Linked DNA regions of Homo sapiens: all the other regions are linked to region 1. Evidence: chromatin contacts called from ENCODE Hi-C or POLR2A ChIA-PET data. All regions are on one chromosome and are shown on one strand. The core of a region is the stretch at or near the end of the contact, and the rest is flanking DNA. Distances in the headings are between cores, read along the strand shown.

Region 1 (3,311 bases), core at 764-3,263:
CCTGTGTTCTGACTTGAGCTCTGGGCATGTAGGACCCAGTGCCCTTCTCTCTGGCCTCCCCCACTGCAGAGTCCCTCAAATGTTCCTGGACTCATCGAATTTCTCTAGAGCAGGGAGTCTTGGACACATGCTCATCTCAGTAGATGCCGAGTGCCCAGTGCTGTGCCTCATCATGCTAGAAATTCCCTTGATGTCAGCATAAAAGGAAGCCTGGAGCCCTGGGTTGGGAGTCCAGACCCCCAGGTCGCACTGGGGATTGTCCCACTTGCTAGCTGGGATCCTGGCTAAGCCAATCAGTCCTCCCTGCGTCCAAAAGTGGCTGAGTGAATTAAATGGGAATGTGTGCAGACGTGCTTTAGCGTTAACTGGGTAAAAGGCGTGGTTACTGGATGAATGAATGAGGGAATGAATGAATGAAACGTTCCCCTCTCCCTCTCCCTCTCCCAGCTGATCTTCTCCTGGCGCTGCACCGAGGCGGAGGGACAGCGCTGGCATGAGAACCACTTCTGTTGCCAGGACTGCGCCGGGCCTCTGGGCGGGGGACGTTATGCCCTGCCTGGGGGAAGCCCCTGCTGCCCCAGCTGCTTCGAGAACCGCTACTCGGATGCAGGCTCGAGCTGGGCCGGGGCACTGGAAGGGCAGGCATTCCTTGGTAAGGGAGAGGATGCAGAGCAAAGCGGGAGGGAGCTTGGGCTGGGCTGTGGGGGTTCTCCCGGGCTGGGACCCTCGCCCCGGTCCCACGCCGTCCCGTCCCTCCAGGAGCGCCCCCACCGCACCCCCCAGACCCAAGCCTCGGGGCCCGCAGCTCTCACCGCGCATCCCTGGCCGGAGCGTTCCAAGGGCCGCCCGAACCCACCCCGCGCCGCGGTCGGGGTTGCGGCGCCAGACTCCCTCCCAGGCGCGGGAGGCGGACGCCCTCTGGTGGAGGCGGGGGACCCTGGCGAGGACTCTCGGCGGCGGCGGCGGCGCGCACGGCCCAGGGGCTGGGCGGGGCGGGAGGCTGGGCCTCACCCCCACTAGCTGCGGTGTAGGTCCAGCTCCGCGGCTCTGAGACCAGCGTTTCCGACCCGGCCCGGAACAGGGGAGACTGGACTCGACCGAACTGAAGGAAGGGACCAAACCTCGGTGAACTCTGCAACCCTCTCCCGAACACTCCTCGCTGCTGCCGGCGGTTCCAGCCTGCAAACTCAGAGGGGGCTGCCTGGATCCAGTCCCCAGCAGGAGAACCGACCTGGGGACAAAGCGGAGGCACCCAAAGGGCAGGAGCAATGCCGCCTGGAGACTATTCGTGATCCCAAGGACACCCCTTTCTCCACCTGCTCCTCCTCCTCTGACTCGGAACCTGAAGGATTTTTCTTAGGCGAGCGCCTTCCCCAGTCCTGGAAGACCCCCGGAAGCCTCCAAGCAGAGGACAGCAACGCCTCTAAGACGCACTGCACCATGTGCTAGTGGCGCAGCTCAGAGAGGGGATGTGAGTGGGAGGAAAGGGGTCTGTAAAGCGGGAGAACAAGGCTAGCCTCCCCCTAACAATCCTAGACTGAGACGCAGTCAGGCGCACGCCCGCAAGAGGCGGCGAGGTGACAAGTTTGGAGTGCGCCCCCTTCAGTACTGCGCGTTCTAAGACTTTTGGCGGAGACTTTCTTGGCAAAACCCATTCCCCAAAGCTACGCTTCCCCTGCTGAGATAGCCCCTACCCCCACCTCCACAGGCTGGGACAGCCCCGTCCCCACCATCCTCCTCCCAAGCCAATTAAATGATCACAGCACGCGTGACAGTTACCGGCTGGAGAGCCGGAGGTGGGACCGGGAGCAGGGGACCGTAGAACCGGGCCGCGCTCCTCCCCTCCTAGAGTTCGTGGAGGCGCAGCAGAGGGCCGTCCCTCTTCCGGATGTCGGACTAAGCGAACAGCGCCCCCACTGCCGGCCGGTAGCAGCCGGAAGTGCCAGACCGGAGGTGCGTCATTCACCGGCGACGCCGATACGGTTCCTCCACCGAGGCCCATGCGAAGCTTTCCACTATGGCTTCCAGCACTGTCCCGGTGAGCGCTGCTGGCTCGGCTAATGAAACTCCCGAAATACCGGACAACGTGGGAGATTGGCTTCGGGGCGTCTACCGCTTTGCCACTGATAGGAATGACTTCCGGAGGTAACCGAGCCCGAGGAACTTGGTCCTTTTCTGGCCCTTAAATCCGTATTTCCCCTTTCTTGCGAGGCTGGCGCCTCAGGGTTTTTTGTTTTTGTTTTTTAACATTACCAGCATTGTGGCGTCTTCGTAGCTCTGGCTGTGCCTCACTGAGATCCCTGGCCAGGAGAGTTCCCGTGTGGCAAAAGCGATCTTTCTGTCATGTGGCTGTATCTGTAATGTCACCCTGATCAAGGGAAGAAGTGCTAGCACGTAAACAGGCTTTTTCGGCCCTGGACTAGTGCTTTAGCTGGGCTTTGCGTTTGATCTTACATTTCTTTTTTGTTTTTTTTTTTTTTTTGAGACGGAGTCTCACTCTGTTGCCCAGGCTGGAGTGCAGTGGCGCGATCTCGGCTCACTGCAAGCTCCGCCTCCCGGGTTCACGCCATTCTCCTGCCTCAGCCTCCCGAGTAGCTGGGACTACGGCCGCCCGCCACCACGCCCTGCTAATTTTTTGTATTTTTAGTAGAGACGGGGTTTCACCGTGTTATCCAGGATGGTCTCGATCTCCTGACCTCGTGATCCGCCCGCCTCGGCCTCCCAAAGTGCTGGGATTACAGGCGTGAGCCACCACGCCCGGCCTTTTTTTTTTTTTTTTTTTTTTTTTTTGAGACGGAGTCTCACTCTGTCGCCCAGGCTGGAGTGCAGAGGCGCAATCTCGGCTCACTGCCCCTTCTGCCTCCCGGGTTCAAGCGATTCTCCTGCCTCAGCCTCCCCAGTAGCTGGGATTACAAGCGCGCGCCACCACGCCCAGCTAATTTTTGTATTTTTAGTAGAGACGGGGTTTCACCATCTTGGGCAGGCTGGTCTCAAACTCCTGACTTCTCGATCCACCCGACTCTGCCTCCCAAAGTGCTGGGATTACAGGCGTGAGCCACCGCGCCCGGCCACATTTATTTCTTTTTGAGACAGCCTCGCTCTGTCGCCCAGGCTGGAGTGTAGTGGCGGACCTCAGCTCACTGCAGCCTCCGCCTCCCGGGTTCAAGCGATTTTCCTGCCTCAGCCTCCCCAGTAGCTGGGATTACAGGCGCGCACCACCACGCCCAGCTAATTTTTGTATTTTTAGTAGAGACGGGGTTTCACCATGTTGGCCAGGCTGGTCTCGAGCTCCTGACTTCGTGATCCGCCTG
Region 2 (3,190 bases), core at 301-2,800, 1.2 Mb after region 1:
TTAGCCGGGCGTCGTGGCGCGAGCCAGTAGTAGGAGGCTGAGACAGGAGAATCGCTTGAACCTGGGAGGCGGAGGTTGCAGTAAGCCGAGATCGCATCACCACATTCCAGCCTGGGTGACAGAGCAAGACCCCATCTCAAAAAAAAAAAAAAAAAAAAAAAAAGGAAAGAAAGAAAAAGAAAATAGATAAATGAGGCTAAGAAACATTATGCTTTTTTTTTTTTTTTTTTGAGACAGAGTTTCACTCTTATCGCCCAGGCTGGAGTCCAATGGCGCGATCTTGGCTCACCGCAACCTCCGCCTCCCAGGTTCAAGCGATTCTCCTGCTTCAGCCTCCCAAGTAGCTGGGATTAGAGGCATGCACCACCACGCCCGGCTAATTTTACATTTTTTTAGTAGAGACGGGGTTTCTCCATGTTGGTCAGGCTGGTCTCGAACTCCCGACCCCAAGTGATCCGCTCGCCTCGGCCTCCCAAAGTGCTGGGATTACAGGCGTGAGTCACCGCGCCCGGCTAGAAACATTATGTTCAAAGTCCGGGATGATATGGGGCACGAGTCCTAAATCTTCCAATTTACCTAAGACAGAGAAGAGGGTATAAGAAAGAGGAAGCACTCCTGACCCCAGTCCTTTATCCTACCTGAATTCTGAGCTCTCCCATTTCCAGGGGGTCACAGCCAAGATTAAAAGCCAAAGTGGCAGGGACAAGCGCCAGTCCGTCAGCGAGGGGCTCTCCCAGCGGTCCAGAGCCGGGTCCCAGTCTATCAGAGAGGTCCCAGCGAGGTTCTAGGACCTGCACCCTAGCCAAGTGCGGCTGTGAAGTGTTCGATGACTCTCTGGCCTGGGCCACCCACACCCATTCGCCCTGGAAGAGGCCAAGGCCACGGAGACAGCTCCGGCTCACCCCTAGTGAATCTCCAGTCCCTCCCAGAACTCCCTGGAGTCGCCGCACTGTGCCAGAAACCGCAAAGGAGGACACCACGGGCGGGGGTGGGGGCCGACTGCTGTCCCCAGACTCTGGACACAGTCTGGCCCGCCCGCGGAGCTCAGTCACAGCCAGCCGAGTCCCTGGGCCCAGCAGCCCTTGCAACGCCGGCCGCGTCTCCAGCACCCGCGGTCCGGGCACTGGGAGGGTCTCTCCGCGCCTCACCAGCAGCGGCCCGACTCGCGGTCCGAGCCCAGGCCCCAGCGAGGTGCCAAGCAGTGCCCAACCTAGCGCCGGGGGCCGCCGCACCGCCCGCGCCCGCACCCAGGCCCCGGAGCCCAGTGCCAGGAGCCGCAGCAGCGCGCGGCTAACCAGTAGCTGCGGCGGCCCGGGACCCTGCTCTTCGGTGCCCGCGTCCGGCCCCTCCAGGGCTGCCACCAGCAGCGCCGGCCCTGCCGGGCTCTCCCCTGCAGGCCTCAGGGCCAGCACCAGGCCCAGCTCCGCCGCCGGCCACGGGCCCCCGGGTGGCAGCAGCACTGCCAACGGGGGTGTCTCGGTCGGAAAGGGCTCCAGGACCCGCAAGACAGCCAGCGCCATGGTGACAGGACACCAACGAGGAGGGTGAAGGAGCGCAGCTTCCGGAGCCAGAGAGCCAGACGACTAGTGTGCGCGAGGGCCGCTTCCGCTTCCGTCAGGGGAGGCCAGAGGAAAAGGGGAGGGGGGTCGGGTGCCGCGAACTTGCTCTGAGGGGGTTAGCTGCGCCTCGGATTGATCTGCGTCGTGCCTCGATAGGCAGTAACCTTCATCGCTGCGGTTGCGTAGCGTTTACCCATGCGCCATTTGAACTTGTGCTTAAGGGATTTATCTTTGCCTTCTACGGAAGTAATGTTCTCTTAACTATTTTTCCCCGTGGCATGAACGTAACAGTTTATTGACTGATAAATGAACAGTCAGCATGCTCGGGATGACTGGGCCCAGTACTGGGAGCTCTAGGTGAAATGTTTCGGAAGGAGTCCGCTCCTCTGCGGAGCTCCTGCAGCTTCCCCTGTGGAACTGTGAGCACTGAGGTTTGAGGGTTGCAGGAAAGGTTGCAGGAGGGAGTAGCAGGATTAGAAAACTGTCTCACACTTGCTTATAGGTATATAGTGGCTGCTGAGTGAATTACTAGATGTGATTCATACAGCCCTGGAGTGCTTGGTGCCACCACACATGTTCCAGCACATCTGGCACAAAACCCATGTTCCAGGACTTCTTGCCCTGTTCATTGTTCTGTTTGTTTTACTCCCACCAAACTTAAGTTGAAGACAAAACAGCTTTTCTTTCACCCCCCCCCCCCAAATCCTTGCAGATCGGAAACCCATTCACTTTCTATCCTAGAGCGGGGCAGGCAGCAGAGCAGGCAGAAGGAAAGGAGTTCAAGGCTTCTGTCAGCATAACACCAACAGTCGACTTCCTGCGTGTGCTGTTATTTAGATTCCATCCTTCTCTTCACCTCCACTGTTCTGTACAAGACACTCAGCTAGTGGTAGGCCACATTTCCTTTTTTATGGCAACAGGGTCCTACTCTGTCACCCAGGTTGGAGTACAGTGGCACGATCCCCATTCATTGCAGCTTCTACCGTCCCAGGCTCAAGTGATCTCCCACCTCAGCCTCCCGAGTAACTGTAGCCGGGACCACAGGCACACGCCACCATACCCAGCCAATTTTTTTTTTGAGACGGAGTTTCGGTCTTGTTGCCCAGGCCAGAGTGCAATGGCACGATCTCAGCTCACTGCAATCTCCGCTTCCCAGGTTCAAAGAATCTCCTGCCCCAGCCTCCCAAGTAGCTGAGATTACAGGTGTGTGCCACCACACCCAGCTAATGTTGTATTTTCAGTAGAGACGGGGTTTCACCCTGTTGGTCAGGCTGGTCTCGAACTCCTGGCTTCAAGTGAGCCACCTGCTTACGCCTCCCAAAGTGCTGGGATTACAGGCATGAGCCACTGCGCCTGGACTAATTTTTTATTTTTTGTAGAGACAGAGTTTCTCTGTGTTGCCTAGGCTGGTCTCAAACTCCTGGTCTGAAGAGATCCTCAGGCCTCAGCCTCCCAAAGTGCTGGGACTACAGGCATAAGCCATCATGTCCCACTGCATTTCCAATTATTAACAATTATTTTCACTTACAATAAATGAATTGGATGGTGCCAATCTCCATTTTCTAGACCTTACATTCTCTTTCAGCTACTGCTCAGCTTTCTCCATCTCTCCTTTCTTCTTGAGGCAGTCT
Region 3 (3,124 bases), core at 73-2,572, 1.7 Mb after region 1:
GTGGAATGGTGGAACTCCCATCTCTACTAAAAATACAAAAAATTAGCTGGCATGCGCCTGTAATCCCAGCTACACAGGAAACTGAGGTGGGAGAATCACTTGAACCCGGGAGGCGGAGGTTGCAGTGAGCCGAGATCGCACCACTACACTCCAGCCTGGGCAACAGAGTGAGACCCTGTCTCAAAAATTAATTAATTAATTAAACAAACAGAATAAAAAAAATCTATTGAATACCTACTATGCCAGGCATTGTTTTAGACACTGGGGATACTGTGATGAGCAAGAAAACATCCCAGACCTCTGGAGTTTGCTTTGTAGTGGGGAGATGATCAATAAACAATAAATATTTAATATAATGTCAGATAATGATAAGTACTATGAATGAAAACATTAAAGCAGGGTAAAGGAGAATAGGGATGCTGATTTAGATTGAGTGGCCAAGGAAGGCTTCTCTAAAGTGATGACACTTGAGCAAAGACACAAATGAGAGTCAATATTTGGAGGAAGAACATTCCAGGTATGGGGAATAGCAAATTTAGAGACCCTGAGGCAGAAATATGCTTAATGCATTGGAGGAAAACATGCCATTTATTCATTAGGCAATTATTGTGTGCCAAGCACCTGCTAGGGAGTATGAAGATGCAATCAAACATAGTTTTTGCCCTGAAGAAGCAGCAGGGCAAAAGTGGTATAACATGTAAATAAATAATTACACTGCACGGGACAGCTACAGTAAAGCTATGTACAAGTTGCTAGTGATGCCCAGCAAAAGGAGCACTAAAGGGAAATCTTTCTGGGGGAGGTGACATTTTAGCTGATGGTTTGAAGGAATAGGAGGAATTGATGATGCAAAGGAGGAGGAGAGAGATTAGACATCTTAAGGCCCGATGTCCTGAAAACAAAGGACAATTTGGGAACCTGAAGTTCCCAGGAGAGGCAAAAAATGAGGCTGATGAAGGTGGAAGAGCCTGGATCATGCGGATCTTTGAATGCCAAACTGAAAAGCTGGTTTTATTCTCTGGATGACGGGGAACCAGTAGCACGATTCTCTCTCCCACTGTATCTTTGAGATGTGTTCCCCTATTCTTTTTTTTTTTTTTTTTCTTTCAGTACTGGATTCTTTCCCCGCTTCCCGCTATTGCCCTGCTCCTGACACCTCCTTCCTTCTGTGGCCAGTCCTCCAATCCCTGCTTTCAGGAGAGCCCCATTTTTCACCATCACCTACCTAGTGTCCCACCTCCCCAACCCGAGGCCCCGCCCCCATGGCCCCGCCTCAGATGACGCGACACGCCAAGTGCGTGGGGATTCCCGCGGCCCTGGCCACTACCCGGCCTGCCCCGCGGCAAGATGGCGGCCTGAACGCAGCTGGCAGCGGCGGAAAGTTTGTTGTGGGGTTGGAGTAGTCGGGCGGGGAAGCCAGAGTTGGGGAGGATTGCGGGGGCCCTAGCCTGTAGTAGGGGCGAAGGGGGTACTGGCTCCAGGGTTGAAAAGAGGAGATGGAATGGAGTAAGGTCCGAGGCGGAGAGGAAAAAAAGGAGCTGGGGCGGACCGGGGCCCTAGGGTCCAGTGGCAGCCCTAGGGGAGGGGGATTTGGGGGCGGGGCAGCCAGAAGTAGGTGTTGTGCAGGCCCTGGAGAAGCAGAGTCACAAGTTGGAGGAAAATTTCTTAGCCGCGAATAAAGAAGCCTGGAGCGTGGGATAGAGGCCCGACTGTATCTGGCCGGCCAGAGGGGAAAGGGATCTTTCTAGTAGAGTGGGATAGTGAGGAAGAGAGATCTGGAGGATGCCGGGCAGATCTGCTAAGGAGGGAACTAAAGCCAGTCAAATGACCCTCTTCTAGGCTTAGATCAGCCTTTCCACAGCTGTTAGCAGCATCTGCCCCAATTTCAGCTGAAGATTCAGGTGCCCCAGGGACTGGAAGAAATTACAGTGCCTACTTGGAAAGAAGAAGAGATAGCGACTTGCCCCAGTCCAACCCCAGAGCGGGTAAGGTGGCTTCCAGTGACAGGTTTCTGGCTGGCATGCTCCCTGGGAGGAGGATGCATGGGCTTAGAGTGATGCCAAGAAACATTTGGTCTGAAAAGGGCTCACTTTTATAGAGTTTGTCCTTTGTCTGAGGTCCTTAAGTTAGTGTTTGGCGTAGATTGCAGGCTGACTTTTGAGAGTTGGTGTAGAATTAAGCCTTGTGTGCCTTCACCTATGCAAGTAAACCTGGACAGAGGCCTAGAGACCAGGCCGAAGGATGTTAACACATCCCTGTCACAAGCAGTTTCCTACATGCTCATTGTTTCTGCTTCAATATCCCCATCACTTCTTCACTTTGGCGTCCTGCCTGGAAGTGGAGATTTGTGGGTGACAGATGGTGGGGAGTCACGAGAAAACAAATTCTGATCGTGTTCACTGACCATTTAGGTACCTGCTGTCACTGACTCCTGAATTCATTCTCGCTGTGTGTCTACTTTTGCTTTTTTGGTAAGAAGGGCTCATTAGTGTTCCTCTGGGGATGTGGATTTTGGTGGGGGTATCAGAGGTGAGGGAAAGGCAGGTTGGGATTAGAGAGAAAAAATGTAGATCAGTTTCTGGTAAGAGATCAAGTGGACTGATGTAAAGCTCTGGGAATGTTTAGCACCGCACTGCCTATCCTTGAGACCCCTAATATTTGAGAGCTACTTTACAGTTGGACAAGTGTGGTGATGCAAAGAAAGGATCATGGAACTTGCTCTTTTCTTTTCTGGTAGTTTTTTTCTCTCCTTTGTAATCTTCCCATCAAACCACTTTTGAAAAATATCAGTCTCAGTAGCCAAACTAAGCATGGCCTGAGAGGTAGTGGATTTGGTGTTGGAGAGAAAGGAAAGGGACTGGAGCCAGAGAACACAGTGAATGTGGCCTTCACTTCCTTTGGTGAGTGTTTTGCCCTAGCCAGAGTTGGGAGTAGCCTTCTTATTGAAGCCTGCTTCAGGATCAGCATCGCTTCATGGTGGACTAGGATGGTTTGATCTAGAACTCTTCATTTACTGTCTGCTCTGTACCTGTCCCCCCAATCAAAGGCTTACTCCAAACAGAACAACCCAAGTCACTGTTACTAGGTCAGCTTCAGTACCTTTAGGTATTTGAAGAACTGATGA
Region 4 (3,118 bases), core at 363-2,862, 1.1 Mb after region 1:
GTATTTTTAGTAGAGACAGGGTTTCACCATATTGGCCAGGCTGGTCTCGAATTCCTGACCTTGTGATCTGCCCGCCTTGGCCTCCCAAAGTGCTGGAAATACAGGCATGAACCATCGCGCCCGGCATTTATTATTTTTGAGATGGAGTCTTGCCCTGTCGCCCAGGCTGGAGTGCAATGGCGTGATCTCGGCTCACTGCAACCTCCATCTCCCAGGTTCAAGCAATTCTCCTGCCTCCACCTCCCGAGTAGCTGGGATTACAGGCGTGTGCCACCACGCCCGGCTAACTTTTTGTATCTTTAGTAGAGATGGGGTTTCAGCATCTTGGCCAGGCTGGTCTTGAACTCCTGACCTCGTGATCCACCTACCTCGGCCTTCCAAAGTGCTGGAATTATAGGCGTGAGCCACCAAGCCCGGCCTCCTCTTTATTTTTTATTTTGATTTATTTATTTTTGAGATGGGGGGGGTGTCTCGCTATGTTGACCAGGCTGGTCTCGAACTCCTGGCCTCAAGCAGTTCTCCCTTCTTGGCCTCCCAAAGTGCTGGGATTACAGACATTAGCCACGGCGCCTGGCCTTTTTCTTCTTCTTCTTCTTTGTTGAGACAGGGTCTCAATCTGTTGCCCAGGCTGGTCTCCAACTCCTGGGCTCAGGTGATCCTTCCGCCTCGGCCTCCCAAAGTGCTGGGATTACAGGCGTGAGCCATTAAGTGTTCCCCTTAATGACACAGCAGATGAGAGTTTTACTGAGTATCTCCTTGTGCCAGGCACCCTGTTGTTGCTGGGGAAGCGGAAGGGAGAGACAATCGTTAATCGGCTAAATTTCTGCCTTCTGAGAGCTCAGAATCAAGAAATAAATAATAGGGCAGTAAAAGGGGCTGGGATTACATACAAAAAGAAAATTAATGCCTGAACTTTTTACAATCTGCTCGATAAGCTTTAATTCTATTAACCTATTTGAGCTTCCCAACAACAGGCAAGCTCCCACAGCAGCTAGGAGGATCACTTTGTCGTCATACAAATAGAAACAGGCTCAGAGAGGAAGTCATTTGTTCTAGTTCTCACTAGGACAAATCTACTGGCTACTAAAAAAGTGTGAAGGCTGGGGACAGTTTGAGTCGTCCTGCTTGCACCTTAAGCGCCTACAAGAGTGCCCGGCTATAACAACCACAATACCAATAATAAAATTTAAAAACAGATGTTCAGTAAGGACTTGCGGCATTAGGACCCCAGGAGGGAAGTGACGTTCGAGGAGGCGGAGAAAGCCGCGAAGACGGCCTTCCCCACATCTTCCAGCACCTGCGCGCCTGAATCCGTCCCACCCAGGCCCAGACGCAGGCTTCTTCTCGGGTCTTGGTCCTGCATCCTCTCTCTCCCAGAGCCTCCGTTAGGGGGTGGGAAAGGACTTTGCCATAGGTCGCTGAGGCCACCATCTGCTCTCTTACTGGCCAAGGGCGTAAAAAGATAGTCTTCCCATTAGCTAGAGAGCAAACCCCAGAAAGCCTATTGGCTGCGCCGTCCGCGGGCCTTGGTCCGCTTTGAAGGCGGGCTGCGGCTGCGAGAGGAGGGCGGGCGGGAGGCTAGCTGTTGTCGTGGTTGCTCGGAGGCACGTGTGCAGTCCCGGAAGCGGCGAGGGGAAACTGCTCCGCGCGCGCCGCGGGAGGAGGAACCGCCCGGTCCTTTAGGGTCCGGGCCCGGCCGGGCCATGGATTCAATGCCTGAGCCCGCGTCCCGCTGTCTTCTGCTTCTTCCCTTGCTGCTGCTGCTGCTGCTGCTGCTGCCGGCCCCGGAGCTGGGCCCGAGCCAGGCCGGAGCTGAGGAGAACGACTGGGTTCGCCTGCCCAGCAAATGCGAAGGTGAGGAGGCGGGGCCCGTGGGGCGTATCCTGCCGGAGGGGCTGGCTCCAGCGGTGGTGCTTGCGGAGCAGCGTCGGGGGTTGCAAGGTTCCGAGCTCTGCAGGGTGTCTTCCTTCCTTGAACAGGCTTGCGCCGGGACGCTGCGGCGGACGAGAGATCTGGTCCCGGTACCCCTGGAGTTCACACATTGGTAGAAACAAGCAATGATAATTCAGAGTAGTAGATGCCATGATAGGGGAGGTACAGAGCTTCCTTTTGGGGGCCGGACGAGGAGCATCTGGTCTAGCCTGGAGTGGGGGAGGGGGTGGGCGAAGGCTGTGTGCAGAGGGGAGTCAAAGAGGGCTTCATACAGGAAGCACGAAGAGGCATTAGGAGTTAGCCGGATGAAGAGAAGTGGAAAGAGAGGGGCCCACTCAGGAAACTACAGAGGCAGAGGCCTGCCGGCTGAGAAGCTAAGAACGAGTTTGAGGAACTGAAAAGCTCCAGATGACTCATCTTGGGGGAAAAAAACCTAAGACTTTCCCCTTTTGCCCTCACTGCAACCCAATCTGTGTAGTTGTCTGTTGCACCCACTAACAACTCCTCGAAGGCAGGAATTTTTGTCTTAGATACGTATTCACACAGTGTCTGGTAGGCACTCAATAAATGTTTTGAGAATACAGATGATTAAATGGGAGACTGTGGGTGTGTGTGAGGAGGAGGATCTGGATCTGAGGAGCCCTTTGGGGGAACAATAGAGCCTATGGGGAACTTGAAAGAAGATTTTAGGACTTTGGAGAAAAGGTGAGTCCCAAAGACATAGGCGTTGAGGAACTACAGAGAGAGAGAGAGAGGGAGCTACCAGCGAGCCAGGACTATAAAGGACCTATTTCTTTTTCCTCAACTCCGTCCCTTAGTTTTCTCCTCAGACCTTACAGTCATGCCTGCCTTCCTAGCCCCGTAACCCCAGGGCCCCCAGAAAGTTGGCTGTGAATCTCTCATCTGAATTGAAAGCCTACATCAGGCCAGATGTTCCCTAAACACTGGAAAGTGGGTTTGGGGTAAGTTTCGGACACATAATCCTTCCATTAGAGAGATTAAAAGGATGCTTTAGAGATAAGCCGACTTCACTGGTAGGGCACCCAGTATGAGTTCAAGCCTGTGCCTTCCCCCGTACATTCTTTTCTTTTTTTCCTTTTTTTTTTTTATGAGACTGTCTGGCTCTGTTGCCCAGGCTGGAGTGCAGTGGCGAGATCTCGGCTTATTGCAACCTCTGCCTCCTAGG
Region 5 (3,192 bases), core at 90-2,589, 1.8 Mb after region 1:
TTCAAAAAATGTGGTACAAGAATGACAGTCTAGGGCCCAGACCAATGGTTCCCAAAGTGAGGTCCTGGGACCAGCAGCATTAGTATCACACGGGAACTTATAAGAAATGCAAATTCTCAGGCCCATCCTCACTAGTAAGAAAGAATCAGAAATTCTAGGCTGGGCACGGAGGCTCACGCCTGCAATCCCAGCACTTTGGGAGGCCGAGGCGGGTGGATCACCTGAGGTCAGGAGTTTGAGACCAGCCTGGCCAACATGGTGAAACCCCATCTCTACTAAAAATACAAAAATTATCTGGGCGTGGTGGCGGGCACCTGTAATGCCAGCTACTCGGGAGGCTGCAGCAGAAGAATCGCTTGAGAACCCGGGAGGCCGAGGTTGCAGTGAGCTGAGATAGCCCTACAGCACTCCAGCCTGGGTAACAGAGACTCCGTCTCAAAAAAAATAAATAAATAAATAATAAAAAAATAAAATTGGCCAGGCGTTGGGGGCCAGCAATCCGGGTGATTCGATACATGCCAAAGTTTGATAACCACTGGCTTAGGCTGTGTGTGTGTGTGTGTGTGTGTGTGTGTGTGTGTAGTGAACATACTGCTCTTTTCCCGAGTACTGTGTGTGTGTCCGTGTGGAACATATTGCTCTTTTCCCGGGTACTCCCCTTCTCCCTGTGGAACAAGTTTAGAAGAAGTGGTGGTTACTGTCTGCCTCTCGTCCCAGGATGCAGTCTCTCTTGCCCTATGGCGGCACACGCAGTTGGTCGGGGTGCTCTTCCTGGGATCCCCTTTCTCTACTTCTCTCCTGGGGTAATCTAGATCAGAAGGGGGAGTCCTCCCTCTCCACTCTTCCTCCCTGAGGTCCTGTCACCTGAGAGTCCAGTCTCTGCCCTTCCTCCCTGGGGTCCCGGGACCTGAAAGAGGTGTTCTCCTCCCGTGCCCCTCCTCCCTGGGGTCTCGACACCGGAAGGGGAGATTAATTATCTGGGTCCCGCCTCCCTAGAGTCCTGGGCCGGAAAGAGTGGCTTCTTCCCGCCCTACCACTTCTCAGGTGCTCACCTCGGGGGGCAAATACGGGGGGTTGTTGGCTTTGCCCCCTCTGTTCCTTCCGTTCTTCTTCTTTCCCTTTGGCCCCCCGCAGCCGCTGCTGCTGCCGGCCCCCCTAGCCTTGAGGGTTCCGCCCACGGCCGGGCCCCCTCCGGGCCGGCAGCAGCCGCCGAACAGCTCCGATACCCGCGAGTCCATCCGCCGCTGCCGCCAGCCCCCCGCCCGGCCCCTCCCCCGACCGCCGCCGCCGTCGCCGCCGCCCTTACTGCCACTGCCGTGTCCGGCCGGCCTGAGCAGAGTGGGGTGGGGCTCTGCACAAGCTACGCCCCCCACCTCCCTGGCCTCCGGGTCGCGTCAGAAACAGCCGCGGGGCACCACGGGATATAGAGTCCCCAGGCCTGGGAATTCACTTAAATGACACGTCGCCGCCCTACAACTCCCAGGAGGCATCGCGGCGCAAGTGGCCGCGGGAGTCGTCGGAGGCGTGGGGAAGGAGCGCGCCTTGGCGCGCAAAGGCTTAAGGGAGCTGTAGTCTGACTTCCAGTCCTCGCGCTATGTTCTTTTTCTAGGACTTGGGGGGAATTTAGAGCCTCGAGGCCTGGGGTGGGGACGCGAGGACACCAGCGTAGAAGAGCTTACATCAGAATCGAGCTTTGTGGGCGCTCCGGGATTTGGCCCTTTAGCGCGGATCCTAGACAACAGGTTTTGGACCTCGAGAGCTGCAGAACTGAGGCTACTGGTGCCGCCAGCCTGCTGGCTCCGCCTCTGCCTCAGTTTCTTCCCCTATGGCCCGCGTGCCGCTGGGGTGAGTCAGGGCGAACGCCAGGGCGGAGGCGGATGGTGATTAGCCAAATTACGGCTGTTATTGTTGGGATGATTATGCTACCTTTACATAGTAGTCACTGCTTTATTACCAGGCTGGCACCGTCCAGGGGCTGGTTTTAATAACCGGAGGCACCGCGGTGGCCCCGACACGAGACCCGAACCCGTAAACCAGCTTCCTCCCCGAAGGCTGCAAGCATACCCAAAGCGAGTATTCCTCCTCCCCTTTGTTTTGAAGCAGAACCAATCGGGAAGAACTGAGTTTGGTTTTAAACGGCCAAGACTGTAGGAGGGGCCTGGCCCCTACTTCGGGCGGGGCTAGGGCTCGGGTTACACCAACCACCACGAGGGCGGGGCAGTGGCCGGGAATAGAAACTTGGCCTAGGGCCACAGGGGATTTTTGGCTTTTGACTCTCTTGTGAAGCAATCTCCAGCTCTTTAGTGCTGTTGCACTCTACAGAGTACATACATTCAGCGACATAAGCCAGTGCACAGAACACAGAAAGGCAGGGTGGAAAAGCAGTTATGTTGCTGAGCTGCGAGTCAGGACGCTAGGGCTCAATTCACAGCCGCATGGCTGTCTCATGACTCAGACCACTCACAGTGTGTCCACTTCTCCCCTCTTCTCGAACTGCGAGGTGCTCATACACGGTCAAGAAATTAAACAACTCAGCCGGGTGCGGTGCCTCACGCCTGTAAATCACAGCACTTTGGGAGGCCAAGGAGTGTGCGGATCACCTGAAGTCAGGTGTTCGAGACCAGCCTGGCCAACACAGCGAAACCCCGTCTCTACTAAAAATACAAAAATTAGCTGGGCGTGGTGGCGCATGCCTGTAATCCCGGCTGCTCGCGAGGCTGAGGCAGGAGAATCGCTTGAACCCGGGAGGCGGAGGTTGCAGTGACCCGAGATCACGCCATTGCACTCCAGCCTGGGCAACAGAGCGAGACTCCAACTAAAAAAAAAAAAAAAAAATTAGCCCAGCATGATGGTGCACATCTGTGGTCCCAGCTGCTCGGGAGACTGAGGCAGGAGAATCGCTTGAACTCGGGAGGTAGAGGTTATAGTGAACTGAGATCATGCCACTGCACTCCAGCCTGGGTGACAGAACGAGACTTCGTCTCAAAAAAAAAAAAAAAAAAAAAAAGAAAGAAAAAGAAATTAAGCAACTCTTCTCTCCAGACCTCAGTTGTCCTTGGAAAACTAGAAGCAGCAATAATGACTTACCTCTGGTGATCCCTTCAGGGGTTCAGACTTGGTAGAGTCCATGGCTTCCTCCCAGGGCCACAAGGAGGGAGGCAGGTTTACTGATCATGCTGTCCACATAGCATA
Region 6 (3,440 bases), core at 667-3,166, 1.2 Mb after region 1:
TTTCTGTGCTGTTGGTTCCCAAAACTAGAAAGAAGGAAGCAGGGAGCGGTGCCCCAAGCATGGCTCCTGCCAACACCTATTTATTTCCTTGTTTGTGCTATGCTGGGCAGGCCTTCTCTTGTCCCTTATAGGTACCTTGGAGGGGCCAGGGGCTGAGGAAGGCCGGACCCAGGTTCCAGGGGCGCAGGCAGTGCGGCTTTTGGCTGTGTACATAGGGTGCTTTATTCTCCACAGAGTGATACATGCTAAGGTGGGTTGGGCTTGGACCGATGTCCCCATATGTACAGAACTGAATAAAGTGGGTCTCTGAGAAGTCTGATGTGCCTTGATGTGGAAAGGGAGACGGGGAAGATGGAAATGGACATTACAACCAGGGATGTGTTCAGTCCTGTGCTGGTTCTGGCCTGGAATGTAGGAATATAAGGCAGCTCTCACTGTGGTCACTTCCAGGCAGGGGATGCCTGCCGGGCTTGGAGGGCTTTCTGTACCACATCTTCCCACTGGGCATCCGATATCTCCCGAGCCCAGGCAGGAACCCCTGGCGCAGGCAGGCTTACTCCAGCCATTGTCCTTTTCACCAGCTCTACATGTTCTGAAATCAGAGCCAGAGGCCATTCAGGCATAGAAATAATGGGACCAGCTCCCCTCCCCAATCCCCGAATCAACCCAGAGCCCTTGGGCTGCTAGGGTCACCAAATCCACCTTGTTACTTTAAGGCAAGCCTGCCCATCCCCAAAGCTAGCAAAAGAGCATTTCACTTGGACTCTGAAGTCTACAAAATCTTAGTTTACAAACTATCTTTTTAGGATAGGGTCTTCCTCTGAAACTTCCTTCTACTGACTCATGCCAGTTCATTTCCTTAGTAATTATTCCAGAATGAAAGAATGATCTTTTACCTGGGTCCATGGGAATAGAGCTGTGGTTGTTCAACGCTGTAGCTCCCTCCTCATCTTCATCTTCACTCTCTAATGGTGGGTCTGGCAAATGAAGCCCCAGGGCCTGCAGAGCCACAGAAGACCGTTTGGGTCTAGGCTTTCAGGGAGCCCAGCTTCACCTGTTCAGGAACCATCCCTCCTCCACCCTACCTGGATTCGATCCTGGATGTCAGCAACTACATCTCCATCCCCCACTGGTGCCAGTTCCACCTCCTCTTGTTCAGGATCTTGGTTCAGGGGCTGGTAGGAGTAGCCAGCTGGGCCCGACCCCGTTTCCTCCTGCTCTTCCTCAGGCTCCTCACTGCTCCAATCCCCAGTGCCTTCTGAAGGGCCCTGATGTCCCAGTTCCTCAGTCTGATTGGGGAAGATACGCTCAGGGCCCATGGTGTCTCCTCCTAGAACTACTGTTGCCATCCGGGCAGGGGCTGCAAGAACAGGGAGGCGGTAGGACAGGGATCGGATGAAACCAGGCCCATCTTCATCCTCTCATCATCTCCTTGTAGTCTCCTGCGTGCAAAAAACCAGCTCCTCCCCGAGGCTCCTGCATCCTCCACCCCTCCGCCCCAATTCCAGCCTCTCGTTCCTCCCCCTCCTAAGTCGGGGTTCTTATCTTGAACCAGGCCCCACCAACTTGCTCCGCCACTTCCTAGTTAAACGCCCAACCGGAGGCCCTGCCACCTCCTAAAAGACACCCCTTCCAGAACCCCGGCTCCCCGCGCCACGCCTCCCCCGCGACTTGGGAACTCTGGGTCATCAGACTCCCCTAAACAGGTCGGCGTACCCGCCCCCTTCTCCCCTCTCCTAGAGGACCCCCTCTGTACCGCCTGACAGATGCCTTTCAGGCCCCATGGGCTCCCCTCAAATGGCCCCAGCTGCAGCGTCCCCCACCCGCCCCCATCCGAATCCCGGCGCCGGTGTTCCCGCGCGCCTCACCCGCTCAGAGCCCGCGGCCTCCACTTCCGGCGGGGCAGGACGTGCAGAGGTGCCTAGTCCTCCAGCCCCGCCCCATATCCATGATTGACGCTGGCGAGGACGAGGAGTCCGCCCCTTGCCCCGCCTCCGTCATTCCCAGCCCAAAAAACAAAGGACTGCATTACCCAGTGGCCTCCTCGGTCTCGACACATATTTGCACATGCGCAGAATCTCTCCTACGCCCCTGCCCACTCCTCAGCCCTCTCGTCCCTCAGGAAACGTATGGACTACAAGTCCCGAAATGCCTCCGGCACTTAGCTACGACTGCACGTGCGCGCACAGCTGCCCGCCGGAAGAACCGAGCTTGGCTGTGTTTATCTCGTTGGGGACTAAGGCGTCGGTTGGCGCGCAACGGGTTCTAGGCTGCAGGCAGCTCGAGGACCCGCGGCCCCGCCCCGGCTCGGCCTGGCAGGTAGCCTGGGATGGGTAGAAGGGCAAGGGAGAATTAGGGGGCTTAGGACGTGCTGTCTGGAGCTGGAGTGGCGGGGGAGGGGCCTGAGAGTGATGAGGTGGGGGTGGGGAGGGAGCTAGGGGGATGATGGGAAAGGAGAGTGTTAATGGGGAAAGCAGGGCTAGGGGAGGATGGCGAGGAGATGGGTAGGAGAGACCTGGTGTCTGGAGGAAGCAATGAAGGAAATGGGAAGGAAGACTGGGCCATGAAAACAGGGAAGCTGAGCATAATGGAAGGGGAGGGGTGTCTGGCGTGGTGGGCTAGGGGAGGCCGGAATGTCTGGAAGAAGACAGGGATAGAGTCATATGCAGAGAGGGGTATCGTGGTCAGTGCATGCTAATTTTTCTTTCCTTAGTGGAGGTGGGAAAATGGAGGGCTGTTGGGTGGAGCTTGGAATGGTAGGAGAAGGAAAAATGAGAAAACTGCAAAGCTCTCACGAGATCAAGAAGGGCGAGAAATGGGGAATAAAAAATGCAAGAGACCAGGCGGGTAGATACATTAAGGGAATAGAAGAAGTTTGAAAATGCTTGGTGGTGATGGAGGACTGGGGAGACCCAGGGATAAGAGGAGCCCCTGAGCGCCTGGGGGCTTGTTCTCCTTGAATTTGAGTTGTTTATATGGCAGAGAAACTAAAATTTTTTTTCTCCACCTTTGGCTGGAATTGCTTATCTCCTCTCCTGTGCATATTTTACTTTACCTTGACATATCTGAAGGGAAGAATAGAGAATATAAGGGAGGATGGAAGACTTCCATTCTTAAGCCCATCGACCTCCTAACAGTCTCCACAAGCCCAGACCCAAGATATTTTGGAGAGCGGGAGTAATGAAGTGAGAGTAGCTTCCTGCTGGGGCTATTTCAGGATGGGTCCCATGGCTATTTAAAGCTTAGGGTGTGGAGTTGGGGGAGGTTGGGTGGGTGGGACTAGCAAGCCAGCTGAAAGCCATGTCTCTTTCCTGCAAGGGGCCTCCCTTATTTGAGCTGTTTTAGTGCCTGAGGTTTTGCCTGGCCCTTTCCTCTGCCAGGGCTTCTTAAACAGGGAGCAGATGATGATACACCCAAACTCAGGAGATGCTTGCCAGCAA

Evidence for each region. Hi-C counts contacts between places; a loop is a spot of excess contacts on that map. ChIA-PET counts read pairs that join two places held with the same protein, here RNA polymerase II (POLR2A). Pooled maps may share reads with other maps.
Region 2: a map of CD8-positive, alpha-beta T cell shows a loop between it and region 1 (7-fold over the local background). The contact joins the promoter of PEX6 here to the promoter of TOMM6 in region 1. A Hi-C loop is called at or near these places in 1 of 168 maps with a recorded cell type or tissue (CD8-positive, alpha-beta T cell) and 7 of 50 pooled maps. POLR2A ChIA-PET finds 5 or more read pairs at or near these places in 1 of 52 experiments (GM10248).
Region 3: a pooled map shows a loop between it and region 1 (15-fold over the local background). The contact joins the promoter of TJAP1 here to the promoter of TOMM6 in region 1. A Hi-C loop is called at or near these places in 6 of 50 pooled maps. POLR2A ChIA-PET finds 5 or more read pairs at or near these places in 2 of 52 experiments (GM12878 and activated T-cell).
Region 4: a loop to region 1 is called in a map of naive thymus-derived CD4-positive, alpha-beta T cell, with 31 times the contacts of the local background. The contact joins the promoter of CNPY3-GNMT here to the promoter of TOMM6 in region 1. A Hi-C loop is called at or near these places in 1 of 168 maps with a recorded cell type or tissue (naive thymus-derived CD4-positive, alpha-beta T cell), 1 of 37 single-sample maps with no recorded cell type and 9 of 50 pooled maps.
Region 5: a loop to region 1 is called in a map of ascending aorta, with 5 times the contacts of the local background. The contact joins the promoter of GTPBP2 here to the promoter of TOMM6 in region 1. A Hi-C loop is called at or near these places in 3 of 168 maps with a recorded cell type or tissue (CD4-positive, alpha-beta memory T cell, ascending aorta and naive thymus-derived CD4-positive, alpha-beta T cell) and 13 of 50 pooled maps. POLR2A ChIA-PET finds 5 or more read pairs at or near these places in 1 of 52 experiments (HEK293).
Region 6: a map of naive thymus-derived CD4-positive, alpha-beta T cell shows a loop between it and region 1 (15-fold over the local background). The contact joins the promoter of MEA1 here to the promoter of TOMM6 in region 1. A Hi-C loop is called at or near these places in 1 of 168 maps with a recorded cell type or tissue (naive thymus-derived CD4-positive, alpha-beta T cell), 1 of 37 single-sample maps with no recorded cell type and 11 of 50 pooled maps. POLR2A ChIA-PET finds 5 or more read pairs at or near these places in 1 of 52 experiments (PC-9).

The regions. Positions count from the first base shown.
Region 1 is chr6:41,785,681-41,788,991 of GRCh38, forward strand. It overlaps TOMM6 (translocase of outer mitochondrial membrane 6), which reads left to right and starts at 2,014. Exons shown (of 3, transcript NM_001382294.1): 1 at 2,014-2,145. The coding sequence starts at 2,018. PRICKLE4 (prickle planar cell polarity protein 4) reads left to right here. Exons shown (of 8, transcript NM_013397.6): 7 at 448-652; 8 at 1,082-1,772. The coding sequence ends at 1,449. RefSeq lists a silencer at 562-1,081 and enhancers at 1,702-2,701, 1,772-2,461.
Region 2 is chr6:42,977,631-42,980,820 of GRCh38, forward strand. PEX6 (peroxisomal biogenesis factor 6) reads right to left here and starts at 1,551. Exons shown (of 17, transcript NM_000287.4): 1 at 639-1,551. The coding sequence starts at 1,520. LOC124900215 (a long non-coding RNA gene) reads right to left here. Exons shown (of 2, transcript XR_007059580.1): 2 at 2,912-3,190. RefSeq lists enhancers at 811-1,752, 1,913-1,962 and silencers at 1,123-1,502, 2,157-2,353.
Region 3 is chr6:43,476,248-43,479,371 of GRCh38, forward strand. It overlaps TJAP1 (tight junction associated protein 1), which reads left to right and starts at 1,323. Exons shown (of 11, transcript NM_001350562.2): 1 at 1,323-1,381; 2 at 1,840-1,985. RefSeq lists an enhancer at 1,673-2,466.
Region 4 is chr6:42,927,868-42,930,985 of GRCh38, forward strand. CNPY3-GNMT (CNPY3-GNMT readthrough) reads left to right here and starts at 1,613. Exons shown (of 5, transcript NR_134892.2): 1 at 1,613-1,854. It overlaps CNPY3 (canopy FGF signaling regulator 3), which reads left to right and starts at 1,613. Exons shown (of 6, transcript NM_006586.5): 1 at 1,613-1,854. The coding sequence starts at 1,704. RefSeq lists enhancers at 1,006-1,507, 1,092-1,141, 1,152-1,201, 1,508-2,009, 1,652-1,911 and 1 more.
Region 5 is chr6:43,627,925-43,631,116 of GRCh38, forward strand. GTPBP2 (GTP binding protein 2) reads right to left here and starts at 1,340. Exons shown (of 12, transcript NM_019096.5): 1 at 1,053-1,340. The coding sequence starts at 1,238. It also overlaps a transcript of MAD2L1BP not described here. RefSeq lists silencers at 1,050-1,129, 1,150-1,289 and enhancers at 1,350-1,529, 2,150-2,369.
Region 6 is chr6:43,012,030-43,015,469 of GRCh38, forward strand. MEA1 (male-enhanced antigen 1) reads right to left here and starts at 1,917. Exons shown (of 4, transcript NM_014623.4): 1 at 1,757-1,917; 2 at 1,086-1,360; 3 at 897-999; 4 at 1-592. The coding sequence starts at 1,784. The coding sequence ends at 441. It overlaps KLHDC3 (kelch domain containing 3), which reads left to right and starts at 2,220. Exons shown (of 11, transcript NM_057161.4): 1 at 2,220-2,319. PPP2R5D (protein phosphatase 2 regulatory subunit B'delta) reads left to right here. Exons shown (of 16, transcript NM_006245.4): 16 at 1-313. RefSeq lists enhancers at 1-85, 2,049-2,168 and a silencer at 1,789-1,838.